Linked DNA regions of Homo sapiens: region 2 is linked to region 1. Evidence: chromatin contacts called from ENCODE Hi-C or POLR2A ChIA-PET data. All regions are on one chromosome and are shown on one strand. Each heading gives the region's core, a stretch centred on a gene start or an enhancer-like site at or near the end of the contact. The rest is flanking DNA. Distances are from core to core; before and after follow the strand shown.

Evidence for each region. A loop is a pair of places that touch in the nucleus more often than their neighbours do. ChIA-PET counts read pairs that join two places held with the same protein, here RNA polymerase II (POLR2A). Pooled maps may share reads with other maps.
Region 2: a loop to region 1 is called in a pooled map, with 1.8 times the contacts of the local background. The contact joins two enhancer-like sites. A Hi-C loop is called at or near these places in 1 of 50 pooled maps. POLR2A ChIA-PET finds 5 or more read pairs at or near these places in 2 of 52 experiments (K562 and activated T-cell).

The regions. Positions count from the first base shown.
Region 1 is chr5:76,469,716-76,477,347 of GRCh38, forward strand. The region is part of intron 2 of IQGAP2 (IQ motif containing GTPase activating protein 2); the gene reads left to right. Among named protein-coding and RNA genes, the nearest start is that of IQGAP2, 70 kb to the left of the region's middle. RefSeq lists an enhancer at 2,284-3,483. Within about 2 kb of position 4,161, at least 5 of the 41 ENCODE cell types and tissues checked have a DNase peak (open chromatin) inside an H3K27ac peak, as active enhancers do.
Region 2 is chr5:76,686,810-76,694,441 of GRCh38, forward strand. It overlaps IQGAP2 (IQ motif containing GTPase activating protein 2), which reads left to right. Exons shown (of 36, transcript NM_006633.5): 31 at 6,546-6,633. Among named protein-coding and RNA genes, the nearest start is that of NCRUPAR, 22 kb to the right of the region's middle. Within about 2 kb of position 4,407, at least 6 of the 41 ENCODE cell types and tissues checked have a DNase peak (open chromatin) inside an H3K27ac peak, as active enhancers do.

The DNA of each region.
Region 1 (7,632 bases), core at 2,911-5,410:
TATTGATGGCAATGAACAAAATATTAAACAGGCTTTTTTTTTTAGGGCCAAAAAGAAGTAATTTGGCTCTTCACCCAAATTACTTCACCCTACAGGCTGAAGGATTCAGATGAAGTGGAGAGTGAATCACTTCTGTTAAGAGGCAAAGGATGTCTTGTATATGTATTAGTTGCCTATGACTATATAACAAGTTATTCTAAAACTTAGTAGCTTAAAACAATAAACATTTATCTCGGAATTTTTGAGGGTCAGAAATCTGTCATTGCTTAACTGGGTCCTCTGGTTTTGGGTCTCTCACAAAGCTGCAGTCATCTCACAGTTCACGTGGGGCACACCCACTTCCAAGCCACCCAGTGACACTGGCAGGATTCAGTTTCTGACAGGTTTTTGGACTGGAGATCTCAGTTCCTTGCTGCTGTTGGCCAGAGTCTTCCCTCAGTTGCTCACCACTTGGGCCTCTTACACATGGAAACTTACACATGGCAACTGGTTTCCATCAGAGTAGGCAACTGAGAGAAGAAGATGGAAGCTAGTCTTTTTGTAACCTATTCTTAGCAATGACACCCATCATTTATGCTGTATCCTATTCATTAGAATCGAGTTACTAAGTCAAGGCCATGCTCAAGGGGAGGAGTTTTCCACAAGGGGTTGAATTCAGAGGGATGGGGATGACTGGGGCACCACCTTAGAAGCTGCCTTTCACAGGGTGTCTTCATAGGCTTTTGAAATGGACCCCAGAAAGGGAATTTGAGGATAAAATTATTTTTGTTACTATTAGAAACTCAATCAGAAATTGAATCCTTCCTGATCTGAATGCTTACGGTTCTAAGCTTACTGCTGCCTTGATTGTTTTTTGTTGGTTTGTGTTTTTGTTTTTAATTTTAAGGGTCTTGCTGTGTTGCCCAGGCTGGATTCAAACTCCTGGGCTCAAACAATCCTCCAGCTTCAGCCTCCCAAGTAGCTGAGGCTACAGTTGCTTGCTACCATGCCTGGCAACTCCCTTGATTTTTTTTAATTGGGAGCTGTTTTAAACTAAGCCTTTTCATTTCTTTGTCATTTAAAATAATACTAAATGGACTTTTTAGGTTTCCTTTTCAAGTAGGCCCTCAAAGCTAACTTTATAGCTTCTTTGCTGTGGGGCTTTTGCTGAAATGAAACTGTACAGACAAGTCTACTACTAATATGGGCTTTGAAATGTCCTCTCTGATGCCAGAAATCCTACTATTTAAATTAAAGGAGTAACTTTTCCAAAAGAATTAGTACTGCTGAGTAGATTTTATATTAATCTGCCTAAAATTTATTCAAATAATGAAAATGAATCTGTTTTAAGAAATTCAGTCTTTTAGTTTTTAGGACAACTATGCAAAAATGTACGATGGAGAATTCTTTTTGGATAAACTCTAGGTTGAGGAACTTAATCCAACCGGAGCTATTGTGAAGGTCAGAAAACAGGAGAGGGAATCTTGGCAAGGAATGGAGACGGAGTTTGCAAATTGCAGCTTGAGTAAATAGTTATGAATGGGACTGCTATTGTGTCTCCCAAGGAAAGTTCCTGTGATATTATATTCCTTTTTTAAGGAAAGAGAAAATGCACAGAAAACTTTTGCTGTGCTTCCTTTTTCTGTCCTACCTCTGAAAATAAACTAAGCAAAAAAAAAAAAAAAAAAAAAACACCCTTCCCTTGGTGATAGGCTTGTTTAGAAATATTATCTTCAAAGGTCTCTTTAGGTAAGCCAAGCCATTGGCTATATTGGTGAGTCTGGGACAGTTATATATGTGCCCTGGAAAGAAAACAAAACACGGGTGTGATTCCTTTTGTGTCAGTGTTTACAACTCAGATACCAAAAGAACACCTTGTTGATTAAATCAAGTCTCAAGCTCTGGCCTTATCTAGTGGTGAGTTAGAGAATCAGATTTGAAAGGAGAAGTGCTTCAAATGTTTAAGCAAGTGAAAGCCATGAGTTGCTTAACAGTCAATATTCATGATTAGTTTAAAAAAAAAAAGAGAATCTTCTGACTGGGGAATACTTTAGAGAATCCAGTGGATTTCCTCTGCATGCTTGGACCTCACTATCCTTATTCCTAGGACATACCCATGGATAAGCAATGCTAATAAGAACTTGGAATTTCCAGGGAAATATTTTTCTTTGTTGCTCTACACACAAAATAGTAATGAAATTTTTAAGAATTCCTAATTGCATTTTCAAAACATAAATAGTTTTCATGTTTCCACTGTAACTCTCCATTTCTCCCTTCCCTCCCTTGTTCTCTCCCTGGCTCTGACCTCACCTCTGCTTTCCACGGGGAGCAAGATGAACTGCTTGGTTGTTCCATGCGGCAGCTGGTGGGGCAGAGGGTGCAGTGAGCTGAGAGCAGGGACCCCCTCGCAAGTCTGGCACCTGGTTGAGGGGAAGGCCTGCTTGGGGCTGCTTTCCAACCAGCTTGCCTCAGGAGCCCTGTGCCAGCGAGGCTGAGATCAGGGCCTGGCACATCCCAATGGCAGGGAGAGAGTAACTTGTGAGGAGCCCAGACTTGTCCAGGGTAGCTTGGCAGAGTTGGAGAGGTGGTCTTAACAGGGTGATCTCCGTGGCACAGGAATAGACGTGATCCCAGCCAGCCCTACCTGCCAACAAGTAGTGCTTGTAGTTGGGGCCTCAGAGAGGTGTTGGTGCTGAGGGCCAGCTGGCGGTGACCAGGGATTATGCTGTGGAGCTAGAATGGAAGGAACACTTATTAAGGATATAAAGGAAAAAGCTACAGGACTTGGCGGGGGTCTGGATTTGGGCAGCAGAGGAGGACACTGGGAGGTCAGATGCCCTGGGGCAGATCAAAGCATTGCTTATCTGACTCAGCAGGACACATTTCGTGTTCTCTGTCTGCCAAGCCTAGGCTTGGGCATATAGTAGGTGGAAAAAGTTCTTTGTTTTTAGTTTCACATATTGTACTAGCTTTGGATGTATGTTGGACAGGTGCCAATCGGGTATGTTCTGACAGATGAAAGTATAACTTTTCAGAGTGCTGGTATTTTAAAATACAAATAATCGGTATTAATCATCTCCAGCCAAAGACAAGTTGAGCAACTGATATTTGATCCCAAAGTTTATATTTGTTTCTCAGGATCTTCAAAGTTGGAAACCTGGGAGAGGTTTGGAATTTTCCATGGTTGCAAATGTACTTTACTCACAAGGATTATCACACAAGTGTCTACTCACCAGGCACGGTGCTTTAAGCATTCAACCCACATGGTCTCGATTCTCACAACCACTCTGTGGGAAGGAGCATTATCCCCATTTGATAGATGGAAAAACCAAGTCTTGGAAAAACTTAAGTAATTTATTCAGTGTCGCAGCCAACAGGCGACAGCAACAGTATTACAACCTAGGTCTTTCTGACTTCAAAGACTGTGCTTAAAAACTATAACATACTGTCCCATTTCTTTATTTCTTAATGTGTTTTGATCATGTCTTCCTTGTAAGTCCAAAACATGGTCTTGGTTTTTAGGTTCTATATGGGCTAGTTCTAGTTCTAGCTCTTGATCAATAAATTCTCACTTAAGCTTTGGTGGAATTAGCACAATATAGCTATCCATTGGCTATATATGGCTATATATTGTTTTATTTTCCTTTCTCTTTTTTTTTCCTGTGAACTGTTTCTATTTTGTTTTAACTGGTACTATTATAAGTAGTTTGTTCTGGGAATAATTTATCTTGTATTTACTTTGTGTTCTTCCTCCCTCTTTCTCCTTCTCTCTTTTGCTCATTTTAGGCTAGCTCTTTCTTGCTCTCTCTTTTTTCAATTAAAATAAAATAGAGATGAGATCTCACTATGTTGCTTAGGCTGGTCTTGAACTCCTGGCCTCAGGCAGTCCTCCCACCTTGGCCTCCCAAAGTGCTGGAATTACAGGCATCAGCTACTGTGCCTTAAAGTATTATTAAGAATTTGTACTTCTCTATGATGTAGACTTTATTCTGTTCTCTTCACCCAAGAAAATTTTGGTGCATCTTTATTCTTGGTTAGGCCTCCATACCACCTTCAATTCATCAATTATCTTTTTGGTTTTGCCACTATTATGACTGGTTTCAAAGAATGCTTGGCTTTTTGTTGAAACATCAAAAGGTATGAGTAGCAAACAGCACTGAGATCTCTTCCTTCCTGTGTGAACCTCCCCACCGGAAGCTGCCTCATGCTGTGATGCTTAAAAGTCATAAAACGGTATCATTATTCAAGGCATAGAGTGACTTTAGGGAAGCTGGTGGGGGAGAACATTTGTACAAGGTTGTCACAGAATGATTTCTTTGTGTCTTCCATTTTTAGGGTGATATAGAATGTAGAGCGATCTTCCATTGCCTTCTCAGTCTGAACACCTTTGTTTTTCTTTAACAGAGTCAAATCCCCATTTCATATATGGGGATACTGAGGCTCAGAAATTTATCTCACTTATCCATGGTGGAGTTAGTGGTAGATTTGGGATTAGGATAAAGGTCTTCTGACTGTTTGACAGTGCTCTTTAGTTCCATGAGTCTCTATACACCATGTTGAGTAGTAAAAGTAGAAAGCTCAAATGAGTCTCTATAAATCATGTTGAGTAGTAAAAGTAGAAAGCTCAATAAAGAAAAAATATAAACATGAATATTAAACTTATTTGGTAGATTCAGTTCAAGTTTGCTTTTGGTTAAATGCTGCAAATGGTTTGGGGGAATTAGCCATTCATATGTTCTTGTCCTTGATCTTTCATTTTTGCTGAGAAACTTGAACCCATTTTGGTGCAAGAACAGGAATTCAGGAATTAACATTTCTAGTCATTTCTGCACTCTGTACTCCGTCCTACTTGGCTTAATGTCCCTGGGTTGCTTTTTTGTTTGTTTGTTTTTTCCCATCGTGTGATTTGTAATACACAGCTTTTCCTGCCCCTGGTATTTCTCAAGGCAAGAGTTGAGGCAGCTATGTCATCTGGGAGAGTGACTTAGGGCAGTGATCCCCAAATTCATTTACACCTGCATCAAGGTCACTTGGATGCTTGTGTGAGTGCAGGCTTCTGAGGATCACTCCTGACCCTATAAGGCCATCTCTAAGGACAACCTCCGCCTCCCAGGTTCAAGCGATTCTCCTGCCTCAGCCTCCCAAGTAGCTGGAATCACAGGCATGCATCACCACACCTGGCTGATTTTGTATTTTTAGTAGAGACGGGGTTTCACCATATTGGTCAGGCTGGTCTTGAACTCCCGACCTCATGTGATCCACCCACCTCAGCCTCCCAAAGTGCTGGGATTACAGGCATAAGCCACCGCGTCCGGCTGAGGTCTGCCTTTTAACAGAGCACTGGAGTACACTATTATGCACACTGACATTTGAGATAGCATCTATGGCTGAGGCTGTCTCAGCTCTCAGCCTTCCCACCCCAGCTTAGAAAAAAGGAACAGAGGATACCCCTTCCTCTGGGATGAGAGGGGAGAGAGGAAGGATACTAAGAGTCACCATCTGCTGAGGTGAGGAGGGTGGAGGCATGAAAAAGCAGTAGTGCATCAGCCAGGGTTGGATAGAAAGCCTGAGTAGTTTTGAAGATCCAATTAGTGTTATAAATGTTCTTTGCAGAGCCAATAAGCATTTTCATGTGAATTTCTCCAACAAGATAAAAGAATGGGGTAACTATGCCTAGGGATTGACCTGCTGGCTCTGACCAAGTCATAGGTGTTGGGGCTCAGACACTGATGCCCCAAAATACAGCATTTTGACATTCCAAACTGAAGAAGCTTCAAGGTGTCTCTGACATTCCTGCATCCCACATTCTCTTTCAAAGGCTTTATCTACCAAAGATCGAGACCCACCAGGGGAAAGAATTGTTTTTCCTTCCCCTCCCTGTAAGACCGGGAATGTGGCCACACCTGAACAGAACCTTTCACAGGATGACATACAGGTTAATCTCTGTTCCCCATCCCTTTTCCTTGGTAATCTCAACCAAATTCCTTTTCTGCCCCCCTCCCATAACCTGTTTTGCTGGGATGGTAGTTAAGCTTCTGAGTCACTTGAGGGGTGGGTAAACATGTGAGTCTACTTGCGTACATGTTAATAAAACTTATATGCCTTTTCTCCAATTGATCGGCCTTTTGTGAGTTGATTTTTTCAGAGAACCTTCAGATGGCAAAGGGGAGGATTTCCTTTGGCCTCTGCATGGGAAACAGGGACTCCAGGGTGTTCATGAGAGTATTGCTGAAATTGGGTTCTTGAGGTCCCATCTGGCCGAGGAGCCTATGAAGCCAGGATGGGAAAGATGGAGTGGGGTGAAATCAAGGAACCACCTACAATGAGAATAAAGGGCAGGATCTATAAGAATAAGGAAGTGGAGAAGTGAGTAAATAGAAAGGCTATAGTCCAAGATTTGGAAGCCTTGATCTTACAGGTGGAGTATTTCCAGGTAGTGATAACGTGCAAGGTGTGGTGCCTGTGTGTGGTTGGAGTGTAGTGGAGGAGTGTTACCAAGGTCATCCACCTTCTTGAAGCCACCCAGCAGAGGCAGGCCTGGGAGGAAGGCAGCAATTGTGGCAAGAAAGGAAAAGTCCTGGAGGTCAAGAAATGAGTGGCAAGGTTAGGGGTGAGAGGGAAGAGTGAAGCCCTGAGAAGTGAGGTGATGGACAGGATGTGGCCTGGGAGAAACGTTTATTTGGGAAAGTGATGACTATCCTCTCTTTGTCCTGGGAGTCAAGGAAATTTGGCAAACAACCACCCCTGGAGTGGGTTTATGAGGGGTGGGATTTTGAAGCAAAAGCCAGCTTTTCATTAGACAAGTAGGTAGAGAAAGTGTAAACAAAAAGTGATAATATAGGAGAATTACAACGGGTCAGGAGTTCAGAGGCTCATTGGAAGGAGTGAGTAGGCTTGGGGTATGTTTAAGGAGGGCTGGTTAGCAGGATGGAGACAGATGACTTTATATGAGTTCTGGGGGGGTCAGGACTTTTACTAGAGTTTACTAGGAAACCAAATCCACTGCAGAAACAGGCATAGATTTATGTAACTGTGGTAGGGGCCCATTAGAGATCTTGTGTTACTGATTTACTAATTGTGCTACTGATTTATTACTAATTCATTAGCTGTGACATACACTTTCAGCAAGTGACTAAAACCTTATGACCCAGAGTAAAATAATTTTATATCATGACCCAGGTAGCTGTGTGATATGTGTAATAAGTGGGCGTGTGTGTCTAACTAAAGATTCACCGAGCAACACTTAACTTCTACTATATGCAACAGCCTCTTATGTTTACTATTCTGTTCTGTTCTAATTCATTTTCTAAGAAAATGCTGGTCATGAACCACTGTGTTGATTTTATGATCCGTTAAAACATTACAGGTCAGGCATGGTGGCTATAATCCCAGGACTTTGGGAGGCCAAGATGGGTAGATTGCCTCAGCCCAGGAGTTTGAGACCAGCCTGGGCAACATGGTGAAACCCTGTCTCTGCACAAAATACAAAAAAAAAAATTAACCAGGCATGGTGGTGCACGCCTGTAGTTTCAGCTACTTGGGAGGCTGAGGTAGGAGGATCACCTGAGCCTGGGAGGTAGAGGCTGCAGTGCACAGTGATCACACCACTGCACTCCATCCTGTGTGAAAGAGTGATACCCTGTCTCAAATCAA
Region 2 (7,632 bases), core at 3,157-5,656, 220 kb after region 1:
CACCTTCATTCTTTTGCATGTGGATGTCCAGTTGTTCTAGCACTATTAGTTAAACAGACTATTCTTTCTTCATAGAATGGTCTAGGCACCCTTGTCAAAAACTAATTGACAATACATGTATGGCTTTATTTCTGGATTTTCAATTCTACTCCATTCACTTATATGTCTATCCTTGTACTAGTGCCACACCATATTGATCACTGTAGCTTTGTAATGAGTTTTGAAATACGGAAGTCCTCCAACTTCTTTCTTCTTTTTCAAGATTGTTTTAGTCTTGCAGTTGAATAGGTCTCTTGCAGTTATATGTGAATTTTAGGATCAACTTTTCCATTTATGTAAAAAAGGCTTGAGGCCAGTGTTTTAATAGAGGCCCTAAGTCTTTTATGCTCAAAGGCCTTCCTCTTGGCATACTGTGAGATCTTACTGTTGGCCGACCACTTTACTAAGCAGCCCAGTGATCAATGTAGGTAACAATTTGAAATCAACACTGACTGGTTAGCCATCCCTGAAAGTGAAATTTGGATATTGCCCAAAAGGTTCAATAGAATTAGTTCTATGATTTTAGCCAAGCCCTGCTTCTAAATATACTTCCTTTAAAGTACATATTTGAAAAAATCTTGATACTAACAGATAATTACAAAGTGCAGCATTGACAGGGAACCTGAAAACTGAGTCTTTTTCTTGCAGGCAAGGAAACTAAAGTCTAAAAGTACCAGTATCAGTCCATGGCCTGTTAGGAACCAGGCGACACAGCAGGAGGGGAGCAAGTGAAGCTTCATCCTGTATTTACAGCTGCTCCCCATTGCTGGCATTAACACCTGAGCTCCACCTCCTGTCAGATCAGTGGCAGCAGTAGATTCTCATAGGAGTATGAACCCTATTGTGAGCTCCACATGCAAGGGATCTAGGTTGCACACTCCTTATGAGAATCTAATGCCTGATGATCACTGTCTCCCATCACCCACAGATGGGACTGTCTAGTTGTAGGAAAACAAGCTCAGGGCATCCACTCATTCTGTATTATGGTGAGTTGTATAATTATTTCATTATATATTACAATGCAATAATAATAGAAACAAAGTGCACAATAAATGTAACGCACTTGAATCATCTTCCCGAAACCATCCCCCACCCTGTCCATGGAAAAATTGTCTTCCACAAAACCTGTCCCTGGTGCCAAAAGGGTTGGGGACCACTCCTTTAAAATATTGATTTGAACTCTCATGAGGATGACTTTTTTGATTTGAACACTCTCATCAGGATGACTTTTTTCCAAGCTAATAAACCGAATTTGTAACTCAAGCATAAGATATAGTTCTTGAGATTCATTAGAGAACCAAATTTAACTAAAATCGGACAATGACTTTTATAAGTTATGAAGTGGACAGACATGAAATGCAGAGCAATTGGGATGTGAAAATACCTAGCTTTTCTCTATCAAAAAACTATTCTGCTTTTTTGTGAAACAGATTGTGTTCTTAACTTTCAGAAATGCCCTTATGTTTAATTACAATGTCACTAGTTTTCCAGTCATGAGTAACTCATCTTCATGGAGGCCCCCACAGTAGCAGAATTTGAGGCATTGTTAATCATTATGTTTGTAAATTTAATTCCATGCTAGTCTCATAATTCTTACTCATCAGATGAAGATGAAGATGATGATAATAGCAAACACCTATGTAGTGCTTACCATGGCCAGGGACAGTTTTTATATACTGTGCAAATGCAAAGTGTTCCAGAATTCCAAACCTTTTGAGAGCTGACAGTGGTCAAAGGAAATGCTCTTTGGAGCGTTTTGAATTTTCGGATTTAGGATGCTGAAGCAGTAAGTATATAATGCAAATGTTCCAAAATCTGAAAAGATAAAAAATCTGAAACACTTTTGGGCCCAAGCATTTTGAAAAAGGGACCCACAATCTGTAAAGAGAGAAAGAGAATAACATGTGCATATATATATATTAAAATAAACATGTATAAAATATGTATGTAATATTCTCAGCAACCCCAAGAGAGTGGAGGTTATTATCAGTATTTTACAGATGAGGAAACTAGGCACAGAACAGGTATAAACCTTTTCCTGGGTAACACAGTTACTAAGTGGAGCAGAGATTCAAACCCACATGATTTGAAATCCTCCAGGGCCCACACTCTTGATCATAAAGTTTTACAACTTGTCGAGGGCAAGGTCATTGTTCTTTGCATTCTTAGGAATCTTAGAATAAATAATGAGAATTATTAGCTGAGCAGTTACTGAGTAACGGAGGCTGGAGCATCTTTCCAGGCCAAAGAGGAGGGACAAAGGGCACATATCGGAGTAGGAAGAAACATTTATTTCTTTTTCCCTTGTGTATGTTTATAGAATAGAGAACCTCAGTTTGGGCTATTGCTATTTTTCTAATACTACCAAGCACAGGGATATTTAAAAAAAAAAAAAAAAAAAAAAAAAACCTGGTCGAGGAATCCTAAAAACCTAGTCGAGGGGTCTTAGGGATGACATAGGGTTATAGCCTCAATCTATCACTTATTAACCATGGAACTCAGCAAGTTGCCTCGCCATCAGTTTTCTCCTCCATAATATAGAGGAGAGGGGAAAGGAAGGGCTATGATGATCACATGAAATTATAATTAATACCACATAAATTATATAAAACTATGCAGTTGTCAACCTTTCATTATAACTTATGATTCAACTTAAAATATGTGATCCTTATGGCCTTAATTAAGCTTAGTTTCCCACAAAAGTATGTGTGTTTAAGTAGAAGGCAATATTTGTGGTTTTTAATCATACTTAGCTGCTTGAGTGCTTAAATTGTCATCTCTTAAGAATTTCCTGTCACATGATTAAGTTTAGGTTCCATGATCCCAGCTGAAAGATTTCCTTGTTTTTTGGTCCAAACTAGCAGGAGCACTAAATGGCTAAGGTGATATTTGAGGTCTGGAGCTAATAATGTAAATTATCTTGTTAGGATGTTAAATACTGAAAATATTCCTTAGTTTCCACAAACACTGATTGCTTTTCAACCTTGGGCACAGTATAAGCAGATGACAGAGGGGGAGCTTCAGGAATGCTACTGGTAATAATAGATACCATATGAATGGAGTGGCCAAACCCAAGGGGCCACACCAGCTTACAAGCGCCGTATGGGCTCATTTATCTACAGTGGGGTTTGAGCACAGCTATGATGAATAAACTCCCTGGTGTATTTCTTTCTCTTTTTTTCTTAATTCTTTTTCAAAATTAGATACCTCCTCATTCAGGGAGAGCAAGACCCGTGGTTTGGATCAACCTATCTTACATATTTGAAGAGCCCTGGCGCCAGTACTCTAAGCAGTTGATTTATGCTGGTCAGACCATATCCAGAATGTTATATTTGGACTGGGGTGGGAAGGGGGATGCATATTAAGGTCATTGGTAACTGGAATGTGAGCAGGACTGTGAGCTCTCTGCAGATGCCATTGTGAGGAGCTTTAAGGGACTGAGTGGTTTCACTTGGAAAAAGGAAAGATGGTGGAAGAGGGGATAGAGGAACACAGTCTTGGCATTTCTCTATAGGTTTTTCAGGAGCTGCTGATTTGGAAAGGGAATTGGACTTGTTTCCTGCAGCTCTAGTCTCTTAGGTCTTAGTTGCCACATTTGTACAATCAGGGATTGGATTGTTTTTCAAAGGTCTCTCTCCGGGCCACAGTCCTAAGACTAACCAGGTTTCATGACTGGGTGGCCCTGGAAGGCAGGCCTCTCAGAGTGAGCTCCTGTTTGAGAATGGAATGTGCCAATATTGTACTCTCCAAAAGAAATTTAATATGAGCCACATGTAATTTTAACTTTTCTAGAAGCCTTATTTTAAAAAGAAATAGATGAAATTAATTCTAATAATATATTTTATTTAACCCAATATATCCAAAAATATTTAAATATGTAATAAATGTAAAAAATTGATGAAATATTTTACATTCTTTGTTTCATACAACATCTTCAAAATCCAGTGTGTGTTTCACACAGCACATCTCAGTTTGTACTAGCCATGTCTCAAGTGCTCAAGTGCCACCTGTGGCCAGTGGCGGCCATCATGGGCAGCACAGCTTTAACGACCATGTGAGTGCTTACCATGTGCCAGACCTCACAGAAGGCTTTAGATCTTTTCATCCAATCCTTGCATCAGTCCTGAGAGATTCCTGTTTTATAAACGAAAAAACAAAACCTACAAGGATTATATAACTTGCACAAATCCACATGGCTAATATGCAACAAGAGTCCAAGCCAAGACAGATTTGGCTTTAAATCTGTCCGTCCCCGTCGTCCTTAAGCACTAGACACACTGTAGTGGGAGGGAGGTGGGTTCCCTGTCATGGGACTGGATGGTTACTTATGTCTGAGGTAGAACTTTGGCAATGAATTCCACAGGCCTGGTGTACAGTAGAAGTCCAAGGGAAACAGGCTGTGTGAGCAGTTTGTCCTCCAGCAACTCTTGAGCAAATAAACATTCTTTGTCTTTGGTGGGGCACGTTTTATTGACTCCAGTCATTTGGTCATTGCACAGCTTCTCTAAAGAACTAGAAGTTCCCTAGAAACTGTATATCACAATTAGTTCTGAGAATACTATTTCAAACAAGAAAGTTACTATATTGACATTTTTTAAATCATCCAAAGCTTTTATTTTTAACTCAGTGTTCCTGTTTAATACATTGATGATGATGGCTGGAGGAAGGTGGTGTGTAGGAAGGAAAGGATACATTGCTTTCTCAGCCACAGCCGCTTTAGGAAACATGCCATCCCCCACGTGGCTGTAATTAGCTGTGGGCCCACCTTTGAGTCTCTGTGGAGTATTTAGCTGTGCATTCCCAGACAGCCTGTAAATCCCCAGCAGCAAAGGGTCATGGGGCCAGAGGAAATGGTTCTCCAAAGGCTAGGGGGAAGGGAGGCAAGGAAGACACATTGTGATTGTTCTTTTCACACAGACTTCTGATAAATAGGAAATGAGAAAAATGATGTTTACAGATGGCTTATTGGATTTTATCCTATTTTCAAAAGTAATATATTTGTAATTAACTTGAAGGGTTTTCTCTGTCATTTGGGAGTAGTTGCCCATATCCTTCAAAATGTGAAAATTTTGTTCTCATTTCTAAATTTCATGCTACATGAACATTTCCTGCTAGAGTTTAGGAAGAAAAATTAGTCATTCAGTGATATCATGTAATGACTCTGAAATAACTAAAGTTAAATGCAATAACGGGACTACAGTAAAAGTGAAACTTCAGATGTCAATTAGACCAGTGTATGTATAATTTAAACAAACTTTTGTCTGTGTTTCCTTTTCTTCTTTCTTTTCTTTCTTTCTATCTATCTATCTAGATATCTATCTGAGATGGTATCTCACTCTGTCACCCAGGCTGGAGTGCAGTGGCACGATTTCAGCTTACTGCAACCTCTGCCTCCCGGGTTTAAGCAATTCTCACACTTAGGCCTCCTGAGCAGCTGGAATTACAGGCACATGCCACCATGCCCAGCTAATTTTTGTATCCTTAGTAGGGATGGGGTTTCGCCATGTTGGCCAGGGTGGTCTGGAACTTCTGACCGCAGGTGATCCGCCCACCTCGGCCTCCCAACATGCTGGGATTACAGGAGTGAGCCACCGCGCCTGGCCCTTTTTTTTCTTTTTAGAAGGAAAGCCTTTTCCAATAATACTGTTTCCACCTTATGTAAAAGTGAGCAAATTTGACCCTTTAGCTTTTATGTTAAAACCTTTGTACGTAATTACATAACATGATGCCTCCCTAGGAAGTGGTGGCCAATTGCCATAAAGAACACCTATGAGAGAACTACGGTTTTCGTACTTCCAGAAGAATTTTCCAGCTCTTTACTGTTTACTGAGAAGCTCTTCTATTCTCTTCCACCTGAAGACTGGAAGAAGACCTAACAAATAGGTTTCTTTGTTAACCCTATTTGTTAGTTGCTCAGGCCCTTGAACACCATCCTCCTCGCTGCTGTGTCAGCTGACAGACCAAGCCTCCACAGCCCACACTGAACGTTCGCTCCCACTGGTCTTCAGACTCTTTAATAGCTTTCTGATAGTAGGAAAGGTAACAGTTGGTCTGGCTCCTAAAGGCTTATGAGGTATTAAGCCAGCTCAGAAGTCTAGGTGCTATTAAAGTCAGGAAAGGAGAATATTAGATATCATTCCTGCACTCTGCAGTAGCAGGCCATATCAGCAGCACTTGCTCCCCCTGCCCATCAAAAAGTAGTCTCCGTCTAAAAAAGAAGGAAAAGTATTTAGAGAGGAAATCTTGTGATACACTTGTGCCCATGTTACTGACAGTATAATGCTACAACATCAAGCACAGAAAGCCCAGACTTTGATTATCAAGCATTCATAAACTTTCAGGAGCCTTATAGCAGACCTGGTGAATATCCGCAAGAATGTTTTATTTTAAGGTATTATCTTTGAAGCTTCAGTATTGTATGTGTTTGTGCACTCTCTTAGGAGAAACAGATTTTTGTGCATAAGGACTACAGTCTGAAAGTCTGTCTCTTTCTCTGGTTTGTTAAGGACCAAGAAGCTGATAATTGATGTGATCCGGAACCAGCCAGGGAACACATTGACAGAAATCTTAGAGACACCAGCAACTGCGCAACAGGTAATTTGACTTTAAGTGTAAAATAATAATAGACAGGTGTTGATTTTCTTCATAAATCTTTATGCCATATGTTTATTATCTCAGAGAAACTGTATCTGACATGGTCCGGAAGTAAGGAATTTTATCTATTACTGCAGTGGACTTAGTTCAGCCATATATAAACCTGTATGAAGTATCAATGGGAATGAAATAGAAAATACAGCACCAAATTCATGCCGAATATACTTTTGTCTTAACCTAGGATGATAGTTCTGGGTTTTTCAAAGCCCGGAAATGTTCATCATAATGGGCAAATAAGTCAGTTGAGAGAGTTCTAGCTGACAGGATATTGAAAAATACCTTTCACATTTTATGTATTTACTAACTTGAAACAAATAAGCGACTCACATGTTAAAGATGTTTTCCAAATGCTTCAGAAGCAAATGTTGAGTCCACTGAGTCAAAGCATCATTATGTTAGCGTAAGTGAGGTTTCACAACAATCTTGCATTTAGCTTTTTATTAACATCTTTGAAAATACGTCATTGTTCGTTCTAAAATAAATTCAAGGTTGTTATTTTAGTACCAATAATTGCCGCTCCCTAAACAAAAGTTAATTATTTAATTAACTATTTCTTAGCACAGCTACACATAATTTTCCTGGATCATTCTTAATTTAATTGATTGCCAAGGAATCCTTGTAATAGTTTTTAATTTAAAAAATATAAAAGGCTGGGCATGGTGGCTCATGTCTGTAATCCCAATACTTTGGAAGGCTGAGGTGTGTAGATCACTTGAGCCCAGGAGTTCAACACCAGCCTGGACAACACAGTGAGACCCCCATCTCTAATTTTTAAAAATTTTTAATAAAAAATGTAAAGCAAAACTTCAAATCACACGTTTGTTAATATGTGGGTATGTTTTAAACAATGTGGGTAAAATATTATACTAGGTTAGTATAAAAGACTTTTACTCCTTACTATTTTTCATTTTCCCCTAAATGTATCATGAATAAGTGACT